Regions from separate parts of the Mus musculus genome. Here regions 1 and 2 are each linked to region 3. A link is a loop called in an ENCODE intact Hi-C map of the cell type or tissue named here. Cell type or tissue: heart. All regions are shown on one strand.

Region 1 (8,000 bases), 270 kb after region 3:
ATAAAACAAATTTGAAAAGCCTAAAGAACAAAAATAAAACTGTGCTCTGCAATAAACATCAATTCAGTTCAGTAACTATCTCCCAGTTCACAAGGAAGAACACATATTCTCTACTTCCCAATAGAAACATAATTAAAGGCTTTTTCATCACATTGTTCCATTTTGACACATAAAATGATGTATGTCACTCAATGAAGCCAGTGCTTGAGTGTTCGACTCAATAACTTTTCAGGTCTCTACAGACAAATAAATAATGTCATAGATGTTGGGTACTGAGTGGTGACATGGCATCCAGTGCTTGCCGCTCTGGTACTCTCTATTTGGAAAGCACTATCAATAAACTTTAAGTCACTGTCATCATCAAAACATTATGAGCCTCAAGGAACAATTTTTCCTGAGGTGAGAGAATAAGCTAGCTCCTAAACCCTTCACATTATTTGTCTGAAACAACAGCCATCCTTTCCCAATGCCATAGAACGAAAGAAGATGCTCATATTTCACTAGGAATCAAGGATGAAATTGGCAATAGATCGCAAGACTGGATGGACAGTGGTGTTAGGAATAAAGTGCTTAAGAATGAAAAATAAACGGAATCTACTGCCTTCTCTGTGAGCTATACACTTTGCCTTAAAAAAAAAAAGATTTTCTCTGATTAAGTAAGTTGGAGAATCATTAAAGTGAAATGAAAGCCTACTGAAAGGCTTCCTGGAAAAGATGTGAATAAACATGCTTCCACCCCAGAAAAAAAACAAAAAAACAAAAAAACAAAGAAATGACTACAACTCAAACCAGTTTGGTGAGCCTGTGAACTTCATTGGAACTACCAACGGGAACAGTGGAACTTACAGTAAGAAAACTACTACATACTAAGTCCCTAACACTTCCTTATAAATCTATTATTAAAAGTTTATACATCAAAAAGAAAACATTTCATTCAAGGTTGAAGTTAATAGCTATTTTGAATTTGTTCTTGTATGACTAGTTTTCAAAAATTCCTCTCACCTCAATAAGCCTACTTAATGTTTTGATATTATTGCTATTACTTATTCCATAATAAATATGAATAAATCATATATATGTATATATGCATATGTACATTGTCGCTTCTGTCTCCGACCAGCAGAAAAGAGCGACGACACAGCGTTCTTCTCAAAGCAGTTTATTCAGGAACCTTTCAACATGCAAGCAGGAATCTCCCCTAGTCCCCAATCGCAATCCCTTATATCACCCCTCAGCCACGCCCCATCAGCCCAGTCCGCGCAATCTCAGTTCATTGGCCTTCGTCAAATGGCCTGATCTTGTGTCATGGTGTGCCTGCGCAGCTCTCACGATGGACATGGCTTATTTTCGGGTGTATGAGGAAGTTCTAGGTGCAAGTCATAAGACTTGGCTGCAGTCCCGGGCGCCATCTTGGGACTATTGCCACACCTGCTCCTCACAGTACATGTATATATGTGTGCGTGTGAATATATATATATATATATATATATATATATATATATATAATACAGCCACATCACCAAATATCCCTACCTCAGCATATATGACATGGAATTCCCTTGTTTGTATAGCAGGAATTGCCACTGCAAAGTCTTTTCTTCCCCAGCAGCTGATTACTCGGTATAAAACATTGAGGAGAAGCCTTAAAGTCTTGTGCCTTTCTGAGCTTTATGGGTCTTGTAAATTTCATGACGTTCCTGAGCCTTATGAGCTTTCCTTTGTCTTCCAGGAAGAAGTGTTCAGTTCAGAGAAAATTTATCTACAACAGAATACAGTCATTATGTCAATTATCTTTCCCTTTTAGGACTGAACGTATTTATAGCTTAGCATTTTTCAGTGATGTTTGCGATGGTGCCAAGAAATGGAGATGAAAGTTATTTCCATAAAACCCCACATGTTTTCCTTACAAATAGATGGTCTAAATCAGCTTGCTCTTTGTTTGTACAGTACTTGTAATTGTTTATACAATACTTGTAACTTCTTCCAGTTTTAAAATATGATGTGCTGTCAGGGGGAGAGGAGAACAGATTCTAAGGGATGCAGAGAATGAATAAGTCACTAACAGTAATCTAAGCAGCTCATATTAGGAACACTCGACTCAAGAACTTCCACCATAGAATTTTTCTGCACTGGTCGTTTCTTGGTGTCAGTTTCTGGGCATTGAATGGAAATACACATTTAGCACAGCAAGCTCCAACTGCTATCCTTTCAGCTTCTGCTCTAACCACACCCTTTGAGCTCTATAGATACAGCCATGATGTCAGGAAAACATGCCCAATAGTTAATCTGTGAATATAATGATGGTCAAGACACCAGCCATCAGCTCATCCAGGAAAAGTTCTAACTGCTGTGTTGGCAGAGAATGGATGATCACCTTTAACAACGTTCCCAGGTTCACAGACTTTGATGCCAGTGCCTAGATTATTCTTTGCATAGAAACACTGTTATGTTTATCAGCTTCAAACAAGAATCCAACCATTTGAAACACAAAGGACAATGCCAACTAGAACCCAATAATGACTTAAAAACCAAGTGACCAAGTTTCTACAAGCGCGTCCCAGTTCCTTGTCTTTCCTTTGTGTTAGTAGGTCCACAAATCTTCTGGTATTTAAGGTGATTCTCTCCTTGGCTGTGGTCTTTACTTCAGTGAAGCTCTTACTGTCCCAACAACCTGCCTTCCTTATGACAGTTAAGCACACTTAGAAGCTGGTTTTTCTAATAGCATGGGCTCCCTATAGGGCTCAAACACGGTTTTCTGAGCTATTTCTTCCTCTGCAGCCTAGGAGCAATTATGACAATAGTAGATTCTTACTGTTGACAAATTCCATGGAAGTGTTACTAGCCCCTCCCCATGTAAATATTTTTTACATGGAAATCATCTTACCAGTAGACCAAAAAAAAAAATTCTTGGGGTGAGGAGATGACTCAGCATCCAAAGAGGCTATAGTAAAAACACAAGGCCCTGCGTTCTGATTAACACTCTGAATATCAAAAGCAGCCGCAGCTGCTTATATTTATAATCCCAGTGTCAGAGAGGTAGAGACAGAAGGAGCTTGGAGGTCACTCGTCAGCCAATCTAGCCAATCAGTGATCTTCAGTTTTTACAAGTGACCCAGTCTCCAGATGTAATGAGAAGAGCTATTAAGAAAGAGTCAACAACCAACCTCTTCTCTTCATATGTACTCCCAGACACACACACACACACACATACACACACACACATACATATAAACAGGCACACACACACACACACACACACACACACAGAATATTAATGTGATCTTATGCAAAATGAACAGAAAATCACGTAAAATTGATAAGCTTTCATTTCTGTTCTTTTTTTCCTTCTAGTTGAGTTAAATGAACATAACCTTGATTCTGACTTTCTTGAAGCATTATAACCGATCATTTAAAAATATTCCTAACAATATTTTCATTAAGAAATACGAAGGGCAATTGGGCTAGCTTAACTAGCCATGCAATTCTGTTCATTAAGACATCTCTTTAAAAACAGCAGGAAGAGTTTCCCTCTTCTTTTAGAAATCACTTTCCTCACTGGTGTCTGTTAAGTCCATGAAAGCGAGTGATGTATTTTTGAATTGTATTTTTTAACATTAAGGGCAAACATGACTGAAAAGACAAAATGTGGCCTATGTTTGAAATAATGCCTTCAACAAGGCTCTATCTGTGGGCTCCGCTCTGTAAAATACCATTTTCTCCTAGGAATCCACAGTGTTCCCGGTAATAAATGCAATTTCCTGTCTACATCTTCCTACCTCAATGGACAGGCACAGTTTCCAGGGAGCACACCTCAGAGGTCTTCAGCACTGGGGGAGCTATCTACCTCATGGCCTAATTATGAAGTTTCCTTCTCTAATCTCAAATCATTTCACTCTCATCCTCCTCCTCTAGGCAGCATTTTTCCACAAGGTTATATTCATGAAAGTTGGCATCATTACAATTCCTATCAGTCCTGTCCTGCTCCCCTGAGAAACAGACTGGGTTTCCACAGCACCACTCTCTCTTATGAGGAAGGAAGAAGAAACAAACACTAGGCTGTTGACGTACTAGGAAGTTTGCTCTATTTTTGTCTACAATTTTTGACCTTTGATAGAGTAATGGATATGAACTATGTAGGAGAGAACACTTGTAATGCGAGGCTTGTAATGCGAGGAGCCGATTTCTGCAGAATAGAGCAGACTGCTCACAACTGATGTTTCTGCAAGCTTGCAAAATGCAGTCTCTCTCAAACTCTCTCTCCCTCCCCCCCTCGCTCTCTCTGAGTGTGTGGGTATGGGTGTGCATGCGTGTGTGCCTGTGTGTGTGTGTTGAAATTTAGTAACAGTATTGTAGGAATATTACAGCAGATGATTCCATTTTGAAAAATTAGGATCCCAGAGCATGACGCTACTGACATTTGGGAAGAAGTGGCAAGAGGGTCAGGAGCTCAAGGCTAGACTCAGCTAGACAACATGTTTAAGGCCAGCTTGGGCAACACAACAATGCTGTCTTTAAAATAAAGGAAGAAAAGCAAGACAAGAATGGGCACAATGCAGAGCATGACACAAAGCTGGAGAGGAAGGGTGAGCTGGCCACTTGTAAGAAGGCTACTCAGTATCCATGGAACAGGTTGTTCCTGAATGACCATCATGGTGAAGTCACTGCGTAGGAGCTACAGGGAATATAGGATAAAATGAATACAACGCCATGAGATCATCCCCTCATGCAGTGGAAGGGAGGAAGCATTTAAAAGAACTAAAGTGCGCACATAACAACAATTTGAGGAAGTCGACTATGCGTGTGGTAAGAATGGAATGTGCTAGAAAAACAGGAAAGTGCCACAGGCCAAAGTAAAGAGTCATACATACTAACATTCTAAAGCCCAGGTCCCTGATAGGGTGTTAATAATTCAGTAATATAATTAAATCGTGTTAATAGCTATTCATATAATCTTATATTGGACAGTTCACTAAGTGTTTTGGTCACTTTTATTTTCCCTGACTAAGAATGTTAAAATTCATGAGTTTAAAATTCCCTCATAACATTATGAGTCCAAGATTCTAAGGTACTCTGAGCAATAATAATAGAAATAAAAGTAATTATCCCTGATCTAATTATGGTGTAATTAGGAAGCAGATGATGTTCGAAGGCTAATGGGCTGCTGCTGATTTTCCTACCTGCTGGTCCTGGAGCCTGTAGGATGCACTCACAAATGGATTTTGCCTTTGAATTAGCACAGTGATTACTAGACATTGTTATTCTGTCCCCCACTGTCCGCTAAGTGGCATTCAATTAATCATATGAAATGCTGACTCATAGGTTACCAAAGTCTTCATTCAGACGAGATATGTCCATTCAAGTCAGATTCACAGAAATTCTTAATCCAATGCACACTAGCAGAATGGAGCTTCTATGAAATCAAGAGCCCACTTGGCTGGGTACAGTCCCTTAGGGCTTTGCATCCTTCACTGAAGATACTATAGCAATATTTCCTCAGCACCCATATCTTTATATTGATTTAATTAGAATAACATTGAAAGATCCATTGGATGCAGTCTGAAGACAAAATCTAACTCTAGGAATAAAACAGTCCAGTGTGTTACCTGAAGCTTTGAGGTAGATAAATTTAGTAACTAAATAATTCTTTAATAACTACAACAGTATATTACCAGCTCAAGTCTTCCAGTAATGTTAGAGTATATGGGGTACTCTCAGTGATATTCCTTGTTGTGGGCTATGGCAGACACTTTCACAAAGTATCCCAAGACATGCTTGTCAGTGAAGTCATAGATTTATTCATTTTTAAAAAGTGATTTTATATGTCATCTAGTCAAAGCATCATGTCCCAGCATTCCAATTTTCTCTCTAGACTGGCAGTTAGAGTCTCCTTTCTGGTCTCCTCTCCAGCTAAGGTGAGCAGGTAGGTGAGACATACTCTCTGTTCACAGAACATTCAACTCACTGGACCAGAGATTTCCAGCTGCTGCTGCTGATGCATCAGAGACCAGTGACACAGTCAGATCCAGTCAAAGATTACCCGGACCACTTCAATAAGCTCCCAGAGCATCATCCTCCCTTTCCCCACTGTCATAAAGTGTTCTGTGGAGTAGATTGTTCTCTTGTGGTAGCAATAAATAATTGATTTCCCAAGCTTAGTTGGAAAACCTATATAGTCTACAAAAGGCTCCAACTGGAAGAAGTAAATGAGTTTCATGAAGGAAAACAAATTATATATTTTTCTCAAGTTAAGACGATTCATTTGGAAGGTACTTTTACATAATCATTAACTAAAATTATAGCTTTCATTTTTGTCCTTTGCAACAAGAAATATCCTTTATTTCTTGCAGTTCATAGAGATTAGTCATAGTTTCTCCTCATCCCATAATAACAAAATCTATCTTGGAGTATGCTTTCTCAGGGTCAATAGAATAAAGACAATGTGTTAGGCCTTTCATCCCAGGGGAATACAACCTCAGTCAGAAAATAACTTTCCTAGTCCAGGCCATAAGGAAAAACTATCTAGTTAAATAAAAAATGTCCAGAGCCACCTTGTAAATGTCCAGATCAATCATTTTTACCATGCCTTGGGTATTGAAAAATGCATGACCGTGACTGACCCTGGATGTCTTGATCTCTTAAAATACAGTTTTCTTTATTGGTGAGCCAACATGCCGTGTATCAGATGGAGAAGTATCTATCCACACAGTAAAACTGTTACCATATGATTTTGTTTATGTGTGTGGTTCAAATCTTTAAATAACAATATAAGATTGTAGATATTCAATTCTATTTCAAATTATAGTACCGACTAGTCTACTTGTATAAATATGGCTGGGGGCATGTTTTGCCAATAGAAACAACAAGAGGAAGAAAACAGGGATGTGGCATGTAGTTTAGTAATAGAGTGATGCTCTAACACGTGAGGCTCGTGGTTCAACACTCAGTACCAATCAGTGGATGTAGCTGTGGAGTTCTGCACTGGAAGACTGAATTTAACAGTAAACAAAGCATTTAGTTGAGTATTTATTAACTGTTAGAAATGAGTTTTAATTACATTTGCTGCTTATATTAAGATGACAGAGACCTTGTGCTGGGCTTTATCCAGAACAACTTACTACATGTGTGTGTATGTATAGAATAAAGACAATGTGTTAGGCCTTTCATCCCATGGGAATACAACCCCAGTCAGAAAATTATAACTTTCTTAGACGGGCTATAAGGAAAAACTACCTAGTCTGAGTAGGGACACAGAGTAAGGGTATTTTAGACAAACTGCTTGGGTTCCTATCTTAATGGTTGATAAATAAGAATTTAATGCATGTGTTTTGACCCAAAGCAATTATTGTTCTTGTCTGAGTCAAGAAACTGTAAAAGATTGGGTAGACTTGAACAGACAAGGCTGTTTTTACTTGTATGTTATATGTATTCAAATAAAAAACATTTTTGGACCTAAAAAAAGAAAACCATAGGGTCCAGGCCTGTTCTCAGCAGACCTGAGTTCAGCATATTCAAATCTCTGATGCTTTCATTTACACACCAAAGACACCTGTTTTAGTTTTTCTTCCCAGTGGCTTTGTTTTGTTTGTTTGTTTTTAACATATATCCATTATATAACAGTCTTTTTAAAAATCCATTTTAAAGATATTTATTTTTATTTGTTGAGGGTTTTTGGTCAATATGTTGACCAAAATATTGAATACTTTTTATTAGATATTTTATTTATTTACATTTCAAATATTATCCCTCTTTCTAGTTTCCTCTCTGAAAATCTCCTACCCTCTTTCCCCTCCCCCTGCTCCTCCTCTGCCTCATGATCTTTCAGCTTCGCTTTTCTGGGTTTGCTATTGCTTTTGGTGACTGCAGCCAATTGGCTTTTTTTCCCCTTTGGTGTTAGAAGCTCAGTTATGTCTGTCACATCCCACGACTTAAACATTCCTTGAGACTTACTGACTTTTCAATCTTAGGGCTGCACAGTGGTGGCTCTTCATTGGCATCCTCAT
Region 2 (8,000 bases), 260 kb after region 3:
TCTTATTATTGTTATTATTTTTTTTTTTACAAAGAACTACTTAAAGACAATTCTCTGGGATGCATGCAGCCACATACCATATACTTACATAAAAAATCCTTTATTGAGTGATTAAAATTTTCCCCCAGATTTTCAAATAGAGCCTCGAGATGAGAAAAGAAAGAGAAGCATGAGGAGACACAAGGGAGATGAAAAGTGGGCAGCAGAAGAAAAGTATGGCCCACATCATGAGGCTTTATCCTTTCACAGAAAAACAAAGGCAAATGAAGGTCCAGACAAGAAAAAGAAACCAATAACAGCCAGAGAACCAACAAGAAATTCACTCTTAAAGGACTGATATTAATGTGAGGCACATTTTCTTTGCAAGTCATATTTAATTAAATTGCGAACTGATGAATTACATTTTTAAAATTAACAGACTGTTGTTGTTTTGTAACCCAATTGACAAAAATACTGTAAAGAATTTGGTGAAATTCTGTGACATTATGAAATATTTGTTTCCAAAACCTTGATCAAGAAAATAAAGCATCAAACGAGATTTGTTCAATTCCAGTGCCCTTAATTACATTGGGTGCCTTTAATTCCAGTAGGTGGAACCATGGGGAAGAGGAATTCAAGGTCAACCACTACAACATAAAAAGTTTGGGGCCAGCCTGTACTACATGACACCCATATCAAAAAAGTGTAAATAAACATATAAAGTATCAAGTATGCATGCATTCATAGAATAACCCTAACGGTAAAATATATTCCTATTCTTCACACTGGATATGACCTTCTGGAAAGGTTTAGTTCAAGCAGGACCTTAAGGCAGGTTGTTCTTTCTGGGTAAGGAATTTCTTATAAAAGTTAATGCCCTCGGTAGAGAGAAGCATGGCATAACCTCTAAGGAGAGCTCAAGCCTTTGTGAAGTAGTTCAGTCAATCTCTTCTTACAGGCTGCAGAGAAAGGGAAAGGTTCCATGCCACATGACTGATGAGAACAAGTTGCATCCACTCTGCTTATGAGTCAGCTATGAGGATGGGTACAGCAAAGATCTAGAGAAACAAGGCAGTTGATTCCATGAAGTCACTATAGTTTCAAGAGTTATCCTAATTCAACCAGAATGCAAGAGCTTCACAAAACAACAGAGCCCTGGCTCACATCTCTAATTAAATTTTAGTTTTTATTTGATGAATAATAATTTATATAATATACTGTTGGTTTGATCACAATGATCATTCAATCTGGAAAATGTAACATTTAGAGCTATGTAGTCATAATTTGAATACTTCATTTCTAATAAGTATATTTTTATAGAATAGATTACAAAATAATGAAAAGATTAAAAAAATCAAGAACACTGTTATATTTAGGAAAAATTTATTACAAACAAATTAAATGAGTTCAACAAATAAATACAACAATGTCCAGTTTCATACCACGGCAAGAATTCTTGGCACACTTCTCTGTAATAAATTGTCAGTGACAAGTCATAGTTTCATTAAAACATCACTGACTACATTTAAAAGAGCAATTTTATAATTTTGGGTTAGGTTTTGTTGTTGTTCTTTTTTTTTTTTTTTGAGACTATTTCTTATTATGATGACCATGACTGAAATTTGCATTATTTGTAATTATGTGAATTCCTGAGAAAAAAATATATAACAGTCTATGTTGATTTCATTAATGATCCAGAAAATGTAGAGCTGGCTCAGTGGATAAAAGAGGTATTGTATAAACATGAAAATAAGAGTTTGGATCTGTATAAAATTGAAGAAGAGAATACTTGGAAGTTTGAAGTCCTAACACTTAGGAGAGAGAGATGGAGATTTCCAGGGATAGGCTGGCTGGACTAGCCTCAGTCAGGAATTCCCCGTTTGCTAAATAACATGGAGAGCTATCAAAGAAGACACTCATAAGCAAAGTCTGGCCTCCACGGGCATGTGCACACACATGCAAGCACACACACACATAAGAACACAAAAACATAGACACACACACACACACACCCACACACACCCACACACACACACACACACAAGAACACAAAAACATAGACATACACACACACACACACACACACACACACACACACACACACACACACCCACACCCACACACACACACACAGAATGACTGACAAAGTGATCCTACTTTGAAAGTAAGAGTATCCCAGTGGGGCTTGGAACATTATTTTTCTGAAATAGAATTAACCATCCTTGTTGAAGCAATGTTACTTCCAAGTCCACATTTGTACTCATTTACATTGGCCACTGTGGTCTAAAGAGTGATTAAAGAGAAACATTACTTCATTTTACATTTCTATGATAAATGACTCATTATATTTTAATTAAGTTATTATTCCCTTGTAATTTCAATGATTTTCTTCTTAGAAAGTGCAATTCTGGTGAAGCTGGTTTTGTTTACATTTAGCATGTCCATTCAAAGGAAATGTTTAAACTTTTCTTTAATTATGGATTTTACACACTGATTTATTTTAACACTAAATGTGAAACATCCTTTTTAAGGATGGCGTCTTAGCAAAAACATTCACACACATGGCACTTTCATTTTCACCACAGTCCATTATGAATATATTAGGAGTCCTTATTTTCTTAAATAATTAGTTTTATTAGGGATATAAAAATAAAATAGATTAAATCACAGTACATAATTGAAACTTATGGTACATGGTACATAAATGTAGCCATCTGGACTCAGACTAAGAAAAGAAAAAATATGTTTTTTGCTGATATGTTCTGGTCTGAACAGATGTTTCAAAGCCCACATGGAGGATATGAACCACTTAAAATAACACGTTTGAGGATCAGCACTAGAATTATCAACAGCAAATGGCTGTTCTCATTGAATTTAATGAAATTGCAAATAAAGATAGGATTTCAGAGAGTTATAACAATGGAAGACAGTTGTAACCAATCTCCTAGTCTCCATAACACTGCTCTATCATAGGAGAACGATAAGTGTGCAAAATGTCCCACATATACTTATGCTAAGAAAAATCAGGAGGACAGTGTGTAAGTGTGTGTGGGGGTGGGGGGAATAATGTGTGTGTTTGTATCTGTGTGTAAGTCTGTGTTTGTGCATTTGAGTTGTATCTGTATGTTTATGTGAGTATATCTGTCATAGTGTGTAAACATGTACACATATCTCGATGTGTATCTCTGGGTTATGTGTCTTTCTCCCTGTCTGTGTGTGTTTGAATAACTGTGTATGTGTGTGACTATGCACTTGCCTTTGACTGAGTGCTCTGTCTCTGGGTGTTTTTGTCTCTCTGTGTGTCTGCTGTGACTGTGTATTTGTAGGAGTATGTACATGTCTATCTCTCTGCGTATATGTGACTGCATTTGTCTGACTGTATCTATGTGTATATTTATCTCATTTTCTGCACGTAGGAACAATGTAACTGTGTGTGTGCAATTTTAAAATAAAGGCCTGTTACACATGCTAAAGCTTCCCTGTCAATAACTTTCCACATTCCTTCTCTCAGTTGAAATCTAAGAATAACATTTCCTCTATTTAGGGACATTCCGTTCTTGTCTCGCCCATGAATAGCTAATTGCTCCTGACATTCCCATGTGACCATGACTTCAGCTCTTTAACCCACACAGAACTCTTTCCTGCTCTGAGTGTGACTGGGCATCCTGCAGTTAGCTTCTCTTAAACATTGCTTCAAGTAGTTTTAAAGGAAGATTGGAAGGCTGCAGTAAGATAAGGAGGAATTAAAGACATTGCACAAATAAAGATTTAAGCTTGTTTCACGTAAACTTGTCTTTAGATTCGTTGGGTACTTTGTTGGGCAAATATTTTCTGGTGAGGAATTAGATAAGGAAAAAGAACTATCCTGTCCATACTGAGTAGTATCATGTTGGCCTTGGCATTGTAGCTTGGTGTCCATATAGATTCTAGGCCACTGCTGTGGCACAGGAAATGCAATGAAGCAAAGGCTGCAGACATGTCTAAAATTCCCACCTTGAATGGAAGTATAAATGCATAAATGGGTCTTCAAAAACATAGAACAGGGATTTTCAAGAAAAGGAGACATGGGCGCAGTGTTTCTGAGAAGCATTCTATCACGCCACCTATCCTCATCACTGAGAGTTCTCTGTTACAGAGCTATGACTACAAATTCAATCTCTGATTTCTGGGCTAGGCTAGAAGCCGTGTTTCTCTCTTAGATTACCACATTCTAGAGTGTGTAGTGTGCAGTGTCCAAGGCACAGTCTCCAACATAAGGAGGAAGGACCGCAGTCATGTCAGCTTTTTAGAGAACAGCTTCTAGGCAAGAAGACATAATCAGAGGCAGAACTTATCCTGGGCTTTACACTTGCTTGTTTAGCCCAGGGCCTTGTATACAGACACTCAGCATAACCCCCAGGTCCAGGCAGCCACACTTACCAGAACCTTTACTTTATATTCCCGGTTTCCATCATGAGCTCTGACAGCTGGGTCCTGCTTCAGATTACCATCACCAGACAGATATACAGGGCTGTATGAATTATGCAACACTGTAACCAAGTAGAACTTTGCTTATCCCTGTGCTGACCATACAATGTTTGGTCCAAATATCTGCTCTTCATCCACCTGAGCACATACATGTGTGAAGTGAGAGTTAATATTTGTAAAATCAACTTGAGATTTCTAATCCCTGCCTAACTACATTGTGACTACATGACTTCAGTCTGTTGTAATGATTAGGTTTTCAAACCAAGGTATGTCAGCATATTTTCACTACACTGTGGTCCAAGAAGAAATAAAAAGTTTCAAGAAGGCACACTAAAATTGAAACTGACAACAGATGCCCACCCCAAAGTCACAGATGACTGGTGTGTAGTGGTGACCAAAAGGAGAAGAACAGCTCTGTCTTCTGTGAGTTTCAGGCCAGTCTGCTCTATGGATTAGAGAAAGTGTCCAGTCTTTTACATGACAATTGTTTTTATTTGAAAAGCAAGTACCAGCAATGTACCTACCTCCCAGGGTAGTTGTAAAACCTAAGAAGTTCATTCATGCAAACAAGTAGAAAAGCCTGTCATTGGGAAACAAAATCAAAACAAAAGAAACCAACAACAAAACAGTTCTCTTTTCAAAGGGAATAAAAGATGGTTTATTCTGGAGCCAAATATGAGTAACCATGACCCAGGAACACAGATATAGGTCACCCAAAATAACATGTCATAATGTGGTGACGGTTGCAAGATGTTTCTACATCAATCAATCAATAGAAATGATAAGTTGGAAGATTTTCAAATGCACTGGAGGAAATATGCAGTAGGTAGGATATAGAAAAACAGGAAAATCTCTTATGGCTTTCAATATCACCTGATGTTTGGAATGGTAGATGCTAAGGATCTTTGAACATTTTAGAAATGATTTTACCGAATAGTCCCAAGGGTGTTATGTCAAATACAGAGATAGACAATACATAGCTATCAAGAAGGCAAAGAATATCCAAGACAATTTGGCTCTAGAAATATTAACCCCCAGCTTTCCACAGTCATGGAAGTTTTAATCAGTTGCTAAGCCTTGCAAAGTCTTTAACACAAATTTGCATTATTTTTTTCTTGGAAATTCAGCTCCTAGATACCAGGCTTCTAATAGTTCCACACATCTTCTATGGTTGCACAATTCAGACCTGGAAGACAGACATTATACATATGTATACACACACACACACACACACACACACACACACACACACACACTCACTCGTATATATGACAGAGCCAGAGTGAATGTTCCTGGCATAGAGGTAGGAAATGAAAAGCTGACTTATACCCTCAGAGTACAGAAAGATGGAGTTGAAACTGTGGGGCCCCGTGGAAGGGGAGGTTAGGGAAAGGACATGAGTTTTCATTTCCTCCTCACTGTTGTAAATTTCTTTTGCCATTATTTTATCACCAAAATGGAGTATGGAGGTCCATCTTAACAGGTGACAGGTAACAATCAGCCAGTGGTTGTTTCTGTACTATTGCCATGAGCAGAAGACATTATCTGCAAACAAAATTTCATTTATGGACAAAAGTTGGAGTCTGATCCTTGTAACTGAGAATTTGTGTGGACAGCCTGTGGCCAATAGAGTGGCGATAGAGTAAGGAGTGTGCAGTAGAAGGGGATACTGATATGCAAGGGAGGCTCAAGCCCCCTGAAATTCGAGGCACTTCCAGTTCTGGGGCTTGTCCTCACTAAAAGAATCTGTAGAGATTGCTAGCAAATGTTACTTTTCCTATTCTCTTAACATTCTCTCTGTCATGCAATTCATTAATCAGTTGGTGAAAAGAGTCAGAACCCGAGATCATAGCAGATTACATTCCGATGTGCTGCAGAAATACCTGGATAGAGTAAAGGCATTTGTTACAACATATTGGTATTTATATACTGAGCTGGATCATACTCCAGTCCCTCTTCATTCTGCATCTTCTGTAACAGTAGGCGCGTCACCCAGCAGATCAGTAGCATAGCTGTCCTTCAAAATGGGGATAGTATTATGCTCTCATATTGTAGCTCCCTACAACTACACATTTAAATGTAAATGACCCTAATCCCAGTATTACTATAAATAAAGATGGAGAGACAAGGTAAAAGATGCCCCAGAGACTTGCCGAGCCAAGAAATACTAGGGATGTATTTCTTCAAAAGATATGTATTTACAAAATGTTCTACTTGACATCTTTGAGTCCGATAAGCAGTGTTACTTGATGTGGAATCTGTATGATAAAGTTTATCACCTGCACACCAACACAATGGCACCTTTTGGCTTTGACGTCAGGCATTCTTTGAACTCCATTTATACCCTGCAGTCACTGACTGATGCCTGAGCTACCCCATGGTTTATCATTAGCCCGTCTTCTTTTTACTGTGCTAATTTTAATGGGTAACTGATATGGAATCCTGTTAAACTGTAGACACATACAATTCCCTGAACATGAACAAATTTGGTTTTACTTCTTGAAAGTTTAGATGATTCTCTAACTCTGTGCATCTGATTCAAACCATGAACGAGCATGCATAGCATCCCCTATGGATGCTGCTTAATTAAAGTTACCAGCTTCCTGGAAGGAAAATTCATATGCAGCACAATTTGAGTGAAACACACAGAGCTCAGCAGTTTACCTGAGGTCTCCAAGGAAGGAATGTGGCACACATTGACCCAAAGCAGGTGATCATTTCCCACCACACTAATAATCTCTCTAACCCAATACTCAGGCCTCCTGCAAATCCAGTACCAAGTTAATTCAACAGCCATCCAGATATATGGGGAATTCAACAGTATAATGTGTACATCTTCAGCACAAAACTAGACTTTGTGTGAATGAAATTATAACCGGGCTGGAGAAACAACTCTGCGTTAAAAAGTACTGACTACTCTTTCAGAGGACCTGGGTTTCATTACACCAACATACTAGCTCCCAGGTGCATGTAGCTCCAATTCTAACTGATCTCAACCCTCTTCTAGCCCCCAGGGCACAACACCTGCATATGGCAAATAGCACACATGCAAGCAAGACACCCATACACATACAATACAAATTGTAAAAAGTGAGAAGATGTTATAATAAACACTGGCCTTTATAAGAGTTTAGAGACTTGAGAAAAGCTAAAGGAGTTGAAAGAGTTTTAATTCACATTTTGAAATCTGCATACTGCAGGCAGGGGAGATGGCTCTGTGGATAAACCGCTTGATATACAAAAGTGAGAAAGGTCAGATGTAATAGCATGTGTTTGTACTCATAGCATTCCTACAGAGACATAGAGGTGGAAACAGGAAAATGCCCACCTAGCCTGGTGAATCAATCAGAAAACAACAAAGAGGCTGTACCTCTAACAGTGTGAAAAAGGAGAGCCAACACCGAGGTTGTCCTCTAACATACACAGAAGCTCAACTATACACACACAGAGCACATTTAGAAAAAACAAAGGAGAATTTTTTAATTAGTGTAGGAGTAAAAATAGCAGACAAAATAAAGTGTCAAGGGAGGATTGGACTCTTGCAAATATGTGTC
Region 3 (8,000 bases):
CACCTTTGAGAAAGTGTTCCTTCCCTCCTTGTATTCCCTACTTTGGTGCATCAAGTTTTTGCAAGATTAGGTGCATCCTCTCCCACTGAGGATGACAAGGCAGTCCTCTATTACATATGTGCCGGGGGTGGGGGGTGGTGGTGTTTCAGAACAGCCTGTGTAGGTTAGTGTTTTAGTCCTTGGGAGTTCCAAAGGGACATGGTTAGTTTACACTGTTGGCCTTTTTTTTTTTTTTTTTTTTTTTGTAAATGAAGAAAATACCTAATTAAAAAAACAAACAAACAAACAAACAAACAAACAAAAAAACAAGTAAAAAAGGTATTCTTATCTTATAGCCAGAGGGTAAATACTTCTGAAAATAAAACTTAAGTTTTGGTTAGACCAATTGTAGCCCACACTAAATTCCAGAGCGTAAAGGGCCTTTTTAATTAAAATTAGAACAATGACTCTGAACCAGTTGGGTCCAGGAATTTGGGATTAGAATATGTGAGCAAATTTTGGTGAGGATATGAACATAGAGTCCTGCCTTCTGACAGCCTTTCTTGCAGTCCAATGTAGGCAGAGTCTATTCTGTCACAGGACTTCAGTACCACATTCTAACATGCAACTCCCACCAATGGGAATTCGATCAAGATTCCTGCTAACCCTAAAAGTCTACTACAATTATTTCATTTCCATTGAAATCTGTAGTTAGACTCAATTCTCAAATTGTGGTAGACTGATTCACACCCAAGCAGTTGCATGTCTGGCCAGTTTTCATCAGCAAAAATAGGGGTAAAATGGCAGTGTATCTTTAGGGCATTGTATTGAGACTGAAAATAAGCAAGAAATGGAGCATGTCAAGCTGAACATAGGGATATGTTTCCTGACTCAGTGTTTTAGATTTGGAAATGGGATGGCTTTAATTAGTATTTGGTTGATTGAACCGAATAATAGACCCAGAAGCAATTTACCCAAACTGGAGTTGAAATGTATACTATTCCTGTTGTATAGAGAAAGACTCTCAAAAGCAAAAGTGGATTTATAATAACAAATCAGCTCACATACTTGGACAAGCCCTTATTCAAGATTTCATACTTGATCATGAACCCTAAAGTTACAGTTCATCATAACTAAGTATAATTTTATTCATCAAAGTACTTTTTACACTTTTAAAATTTACATATTTATTTTTTAAATTTTTTATTAGATATTTTCTTTCATTTACATTTCAAATGATATCCCAAAATCCCCTATACCTCCCCTCTGCCCATCTATTTTTATATATTTTAATTTACCCTTTAAGAATTTAATACATGTGGAATTGTTTCTGTCCCATTTCTCCATTAGACTCCTGGATCCACACAGACATCCTTGCAACTTCATTTTCCTCGTCTTCTTATTTTTTTAAATATAAATAAGCCACTGAATTTAATTTGTGCTCTCCACATGCACATGTATGTGGGGACATGCACAGAAGCATGGTCAACCAACCACAAATTACAGCTCTAAAGAAAGCTGCCTTTTCCTCCCCTGGCAGTCCTTTGGGTATTTATACTTTTTAATTTAATTTTTTTTTTACATTTCTAAAAAATTTTTACATGTACTTAAAAATTCTGAATACAAACAAGATTGACACTTTCAAATTTTACTTAGCTAAGATAACTGAAACTCATTTAGGTTTGTGAATTTTTTCCTATTGTTAAAAATAACAAATATATGTGTTTAGCCATCCTTTCAGATGGATGAGACATCCAAATGATAGTAGATCGATGGTAAATGTATTCAGCTGTAAGCAATGCATTTAACAGCAGCTGAGGATAAATATTAATGAAAAATAGTTCACTACACAAGCTCGACATGAGAAGTCATTAGGGATATATCTACGATAAAAATACACCACAGCCTGACTGCAAAGAAAGTGAGATGTGTGGGAAATGACTTCTACAAGAGGGCAAAGTTCCCTGGAAAAAAAAAAAAAGATAGTTCAATTTCCTCTCCCCAAGCTGTCTTTTTAAAATAACATGACATACCACACATTTTGACACAACTCCACATGACTCAGGGGCCTTTCTTTAAATAAGACCAGAACACATTCATGGAGCCTGAGTCACCTCTAACCCTCCGAACTTGGTGAAGATTACTGATCAGCCCTCATTCCTAAGTCAGTACGGGAAAGTTCTGATTTGGGCAGTTAACCGAACATTCTGTTTTGCAGTAAACAAGTTATGGTTTTCCTTCTTTCCTTCTTGCCTCACCCAAAAAGGGAAAAAATGCATGTAATTTAAAAATGTGCTTTTCTACAATAAACAAAAACTCCTCATTTCTTCAAACTAAGCGATGTTTACGGAGATGACTTAGAAATATATGAGAAAATAAATAACTCATTAACATAGAAAATCAATCCATGATAGGCTCCCTTTGGAAAACTGTTTCCTCCGAGATAATTAATCCAGGAGAATATTTGTTCTTCCAAGATCAGGGAGATCCTTCTAGAGAAGGCTAAAATTTAAGACTGTTCTGAGGATGGAAAGTGAAGAAATGCGGCTGCGCCTCTTTGTTACACACAGCACTCATCACATACTGGGGTGTTTGTGATTTCACAATCCTATCCACAATATTAAAAGCCTGTATTTTCTGTTTGTTTTTTTTTTTAATAGCTATGATACAGTGGGATATGGTAATGAAACTGTTGAACTTTCAGGAGGCTAGATAAGGTATTGTCTTTTCTTGCTAAGCTGTAGTCTTAATTTCCCTTATTTAAAATGATAAAGGTAGTGTTTACATCACATGTGAACAAAAATATCTAATGCATACAGACATCTATTGTTTGGATTTTGTGTCCATCACAAGAGTTAAGAGCAACAAATAAAGAGTTGTCATGCCTGACCAAACTCTGAAGGCTTTGGAACTTCACTCACTGGATATTTCCAGGGATGGGAATCAGTTGACAAAGACTTGTGGTCACTTCCTATGAATGATGTCTTTTCCAGGAAGTGGTATACCCATTACCGTCTATAGTATTATGTGTTAATCATTTCGTGTCTCTCTCAGGTATTCAAATCATCAGCCTGAACAGTGATGGCTAGATGGCTGTGATTGCTCTCCAAAACTCCTGTCCCATTTCCCCAGTCATCACTAATATACAGAGACAGAGACAGAGAGAGAGAGACAGAGAGAGAGAGACAGACAGAGACAGAGAGACAGAGAGACAGAGAGGCAGAGAGACAGAGAGAGGCAGAGAGACAGAGACAGACAGAGACAGAGACAGAGACAGGCACAGGCACAGGCACAGGCACAGGCAGGCACAGGCACAGGCACAGGCACAGGCACAGGCAGGCACAGGCACAGGCACAGGCACAGGCACAGGCACAGGCACAGGCACAGGCACAGACACAGACACAGACACAGACACAGACACAGACACAGACACAGAGACACAGACACAGACACAGACACAGACACAGGCACAGGCACAGACACACACTCAGACACAGACTCGGGAACAGACAGAGAGACAGAGTAGGGATTCAAGCTTTTAACTTGAGACAAGATTTCTTTTTTCCTCACAAACAACCAACTCTTTTTTTATATATCTCATTTCCCCCTTTTTTATTAGCTATTTTCTTTATTTACAATTCAAATGCTATCCCAAAAGTTCCCTATACCCTCCCCCTGTCCTGCTCCCCTACCCACCCACTCTCACATTTAACAACCAATTCTTACCATCATATAATATAGCAAAAAAAAATCTTTCAAGAAATAGTCATGTTCCAGGTGAGCCAATGTTCTTCACAGGTCTGAAAGAACACATCCTGATGGGAAATGACTGTGTGTTGTGTTCTTTTGAAAGGCTTATTGACAAAAACAGATGGTGCAGGTGTCTGCCTGCAGTTGTAATTGTAGTGACCTTCCTGTAACTAAAACAAACACCCAAACACCATCTCATCTCATCTCCTGGCTGCCATTAAAAGTCTTACTTTTTTTGTCCTGGAAACAAACATTTTTAAAATTTTAATAGAAAAGAAGGAATCAAGAACATATAAAAGAAGGAAACACGCACTCAGGTAGAGAGAGAGAGACAGAGAGAGGGAGAGAAAGGGAGAGAGAGACAGACAGCCATCAAATAAATAAACAGCACAAAGGCTCCTGTGGTTGTCAGGCTCAGATACTGAAGATCAGACTTAAGCAACACATGTCTGGCTGCTGAGACAGAGGGACTGGAATAAATCCAGCAAGGACACATCTGGGAGTGCCAGTGTGTGAATGCAGTTTAGCTGGCCTCCCACACAACAGGAATTCCACCAGAAGTATGTGCTCTGGGTGGAAGAGAGCAAAAATGTGTTCAGAATATCACTAAGGAGACCCAGATGCATTATCTCGGCCAGAGTGCAGAAGACAGTGCAGAGAGTGAATGGTTCCCAGACTAAAGCAGACAGTGTGCTTTATTGACATTGGTGGAGCTGGGCATCGGAAAGAAGGGACGAGAAATACTCAGTATACTGAGAAGGATGAGACGCTTGAAAGCATCAGGACATATTTCCGGAGCTTTCAAAACCAATAATGTCTGTGGCATTTTGCAGGCAAAGAATGATCAAATTAAAGGCATTTTAATCTTCCTGCTCCAGGTTTTGGCTGTCATAAGTTCACCTTTAAAATATCAAGGCAGTTGCTCCTCCTGAGTTTGCTTCTCTATAACAGGTTGTTTTTATAACCAACATACAATTTTCAGAATGAGTTTTGGTGCAAGAAATATATTTGATCTTACAGTTACAAAAGTGTTTTTGGCTTCCAGACTCACTTTGAAAGAAGACACATGTGTGGGCTATCATGTGTGTTTATTTGCAGAGCTTTGATCTTTTAAAATGTGTCTTCAGTAGCTTAGTTCTGCTTAAATACTCCTAAATTTTACCATTATAAATAAATAAATATACATACATTTATATTTGTGTTTTATCATTTTTTAATTCACAGTTTAAATAAAAATATATCTTTCCATTAATACAGAAAAATAGTTGTAGATATGAACATACATTTCAAATAGTCATCCTCCCACAAATTACATGTCTAGTCAAAGGGGACTTAACAAATCCAGCAAAACGCTTTTCTGAACTGTGTCAATTCTGTTTACCTGAGACATTTTAGTAGTTCATTCTCTCAGTTGGATGCATATTAACATGTATAAGCTAGCTGTGACATCATATATCAATTTAAATTTTTATAGTGTATAGCTTTATTTTTTATTAGATATTTTCTTTGTTTACATTTCAAATTTTATCCCCCTTTCTAGTTATCCCCTCAAAAAAAATCCCCATACCCTCCCCCTCCCCCTGCTCCCCAACCCATCCACTCCCACTTCCTGGCCCAGGTATTCCCCTATACTGGGGCATAGAACCTTCACAGGACCAAGGGCCTTTCCTCCCTTTGATGACCAACTAGGCCATCCTCTGCTACATATGCAGCTAGAGACACGAGTCCCACCATGTGATTTCTTTGGTGGTTTAGTCCCAGGGAGCTCTGGGGTTAGTGGTTAGTTCATATTGTTGTTCCACCTATGGGGTTGCAAATCCCTTCAGCTCCTTGGGTACTTTCTCTAGCTCCTTCATTGGGGACCCTGTGCGCCGTCCAATAGCTGACTGTGAGCGTTCACTTCTTTATTTGCCAGGCACTGGCATAGACTTACACGAGACAGCTATATCAGGCTCCTGTCAGCAAAAACTTGTTGGCATATGCAATAGTGTCTGGGTTTGGTGGTTGTTTATGGGATGGATCCCCAACTGGGACAGTCTCTAGATGGCCATTCCTTCCGTTTCTGCTCTGAACTTTGTCTCTGTAACTCCTTCCATGGGTATTTTATTCCCCCTTTTAAGAAGGACTGAAGTATCCATACTTTGGTTTTCCTTCTTCTTGAGTTTCATGTGTTTTGCAAATTGTATCTTGGATAGTCTGCATTTCTAGGCTAATATTCACTTATCAGTGAGTGCATATCATGTGTGTTCTTCTGTGATTGGGTTACCTCACTCAGGATTATATCCTCCAGATCCATCCATTTTATATAAATTCATTGTTTTTAATAGCTGCGTGGTACTCCATTGTATAAATGTACCACATTTTCTGTATCCATTCCTCTGTTGAAGGACATCTAGGTTCTTTCCAGCTTCTGGCTATTATAAATAAGGCTGCTATGAACAAAGTGGAGCATGTGTTCTTATTACATGTTGGAGCATCTTCTGAGTATATGCCCAGGAGAGGAATTGATGGATCTTCTGATAGTACTAGTCCAATTTTCTGAGAATCTGCCAAGCTTATTTCCAAAGTGGTTGTACCAGCTTAAAATCCCACCAGCAATGGAGGAGTGTTCCTCTTTCTCCACATCCTTGCCATCATTTGCTGTCACCTGAGTTTTTGATCTTAGCCATTCTGACTGGTGTGAGGTGGAATCTCAGGTTTGTTTGCATTTCCCTGATGATTCAGGATGTTGAACATTTTTTAGGTGCTTCTTAGCCATTTGGTGTGTTTTATCATTTTAAAACTTCAGTAATATCTTTTATCAGATAATCCACTGTGAAGAGGTTATAGAGGTGACAATTGGCCATGAGAACTTTTCCATTTTATTCTCAAGGTGTGTGGCCTTAGCATCTTGTCTGTTAGAATTAGCCTAACTTGCATCTTTCTATATACATACCATAGTGTTTCCCATTGTGGTCACACACACTAATCCTTTTCTTCTCTGCTGGCTACAAGGTTACAAGTTTAATTGCAATACTAACATCATTAATTGATGGTAATGGTATCAATAATTTTTAGAGTTATCCACCTGGAAGAGCAAGTTGTTTATTTAACAACCTAACAGCAAAATGAGTGTAGTAGTTTGAGTATGCTAGGCCCAATGAGTGGCACTATTTGGAGGTGTGGCCTTGTTGGAGGAAGTATGTCACTGTGTGTGTGGGCTTTAAGACCCTCCTCCTGACCATTTTTAGAGTCACGTGTCTCCTATTGGCCTGTAGATGAAGATGTAGAACTCTCAGCTCCTCCTGCACTATGCCTGCCTGGACACTGTCATACTCCTTGATGTTAATGGACTGAACCTATGAACCTGTAAGCCAGCCCCAATTAAAGATTGTCCTTATAAGATTTGCCTTGGTTATGGTGTCTGAACCTACTGGTAAAACACTAAGACAATGACTTACATAAATTGAGCAAGGGTGCTTCAAGAATGGGGTGTGTATGTGTGCATGCATGAGTGTGTGTATGTTTGTATGTGTGTGTGTGTGTGTGTGTGTGTGTGTGTGTGTGTGTGTGTGTGTATTTGGGTAGTGTTCTCATGTCTTAGTTAGGGTTTTACTGCTGTGAACAGACACCATAAGCAAGGTGCCTCTTATAAGGACAATATTTAATTGTGGCTGGCTTATAGGTTAAGAGGTTCAATACATAATCATCAAGGCAGGAGCAAGGAAGTGCTTAGGCAGAGCTGAGAGAGTTCTACATCTTCATCTGGATGCTGCTACCTGAATACTGACTACCAGGGAGCTAGGATAAGGGTGTTATAGCCCACACCCTCAGTGACACACCATCTCCAACAAGGCCACAGCTTTTACTCAAGTCACTCCCTTGACTAAGGGTATACAAATCACCACAACTCATGCATCCTTTGCTTACCTTCATCTCTCATTAGACATGGTCCTTTTTAAAGTAGAGTCTCTCACTGAAACTGGAGTTTATCCTCTGAGCTAAGCTGCCTTTGTCCATGAGCTCTCTAAGAAGTGAAGATATAGACTTGCATCTCTGCATTGGTGATGGAAATGGACCTAAGATGTGCACATCAAGCACAGCCCATTGCCTATTCTCCAACCTGAGTGAGAGTTTTACGATGGCTGAATAAGTAGGTTAAAATGATAATGGTCCATCCTCTTGTTTCTTGAAACTTGTGGCAAAATTTATGATTCCTGGGGGTTAAATAAATGGCTCAGTAGTTCTTGCAGAGGTCTCAGGTTTGGTTCCCAGCACCCATATGGCACCTT

Evidence for each region. A loop is a pair of places that touch in the nucleus more often than their neighbours do. Peaks named below come from ENCODE experiments on the same cell type or tissue, not always from the same donor. Only the 100,000 strongest peaks of a DNase experiment are listed, where the experiment ranks them.
Region 1: a loop joins it to region 3, with 2.9 times the contacts of the local background. A loop is called at or near these places in 4 of 42 quality-filtered maps.
Region 2: it touches region 3 in a loop (4-fold over the local background); 4 of 42 quality-filtered maps call a loop at or near these places.

The regions. Positions count from the first base shown.
Region 1 is chr13:5,610,313-5,618,312 of GRCm38, forward strand. No RefSeq gene overlaps it. Among named protein-coding and RNA genes, the nearest start is that of Gm40661, 61 kb to the left of the region's middle. In heart, a CTCF peak has its summit at 3,881; DNase peaks (open chromatin) are centred at 4,069 and 4,689.
Region 2 is chr13:5,600,839-5,608,838 of GRCm38, forward strand. No RefSeq gene overlaps it. Among named protein-coding and RNA genes, the nearest start is that of Gm40661, 51 kb to the left of the region's middle. In heart, no CTCF peak of the experiment used is centred here; a DNase peak (open chromatin) is centred at 3,593; H3K27ac peaks cover 1,749 bases.
Region 3 is chr13:5,343,874-5,351,873 of GRCm38, forward strand. No RefSeq gene overlaps it. Among named protein-coding and RNA genes, the nearest start is that of Gm40659, 89 kb to the left of the region's middle. In heart, no CTCF peak of the experiment used is centred here; DNase peaks (open chromatin) are centred at 2,088, 3,838 and 4,238; H3K27ac peaks cover 554 bases.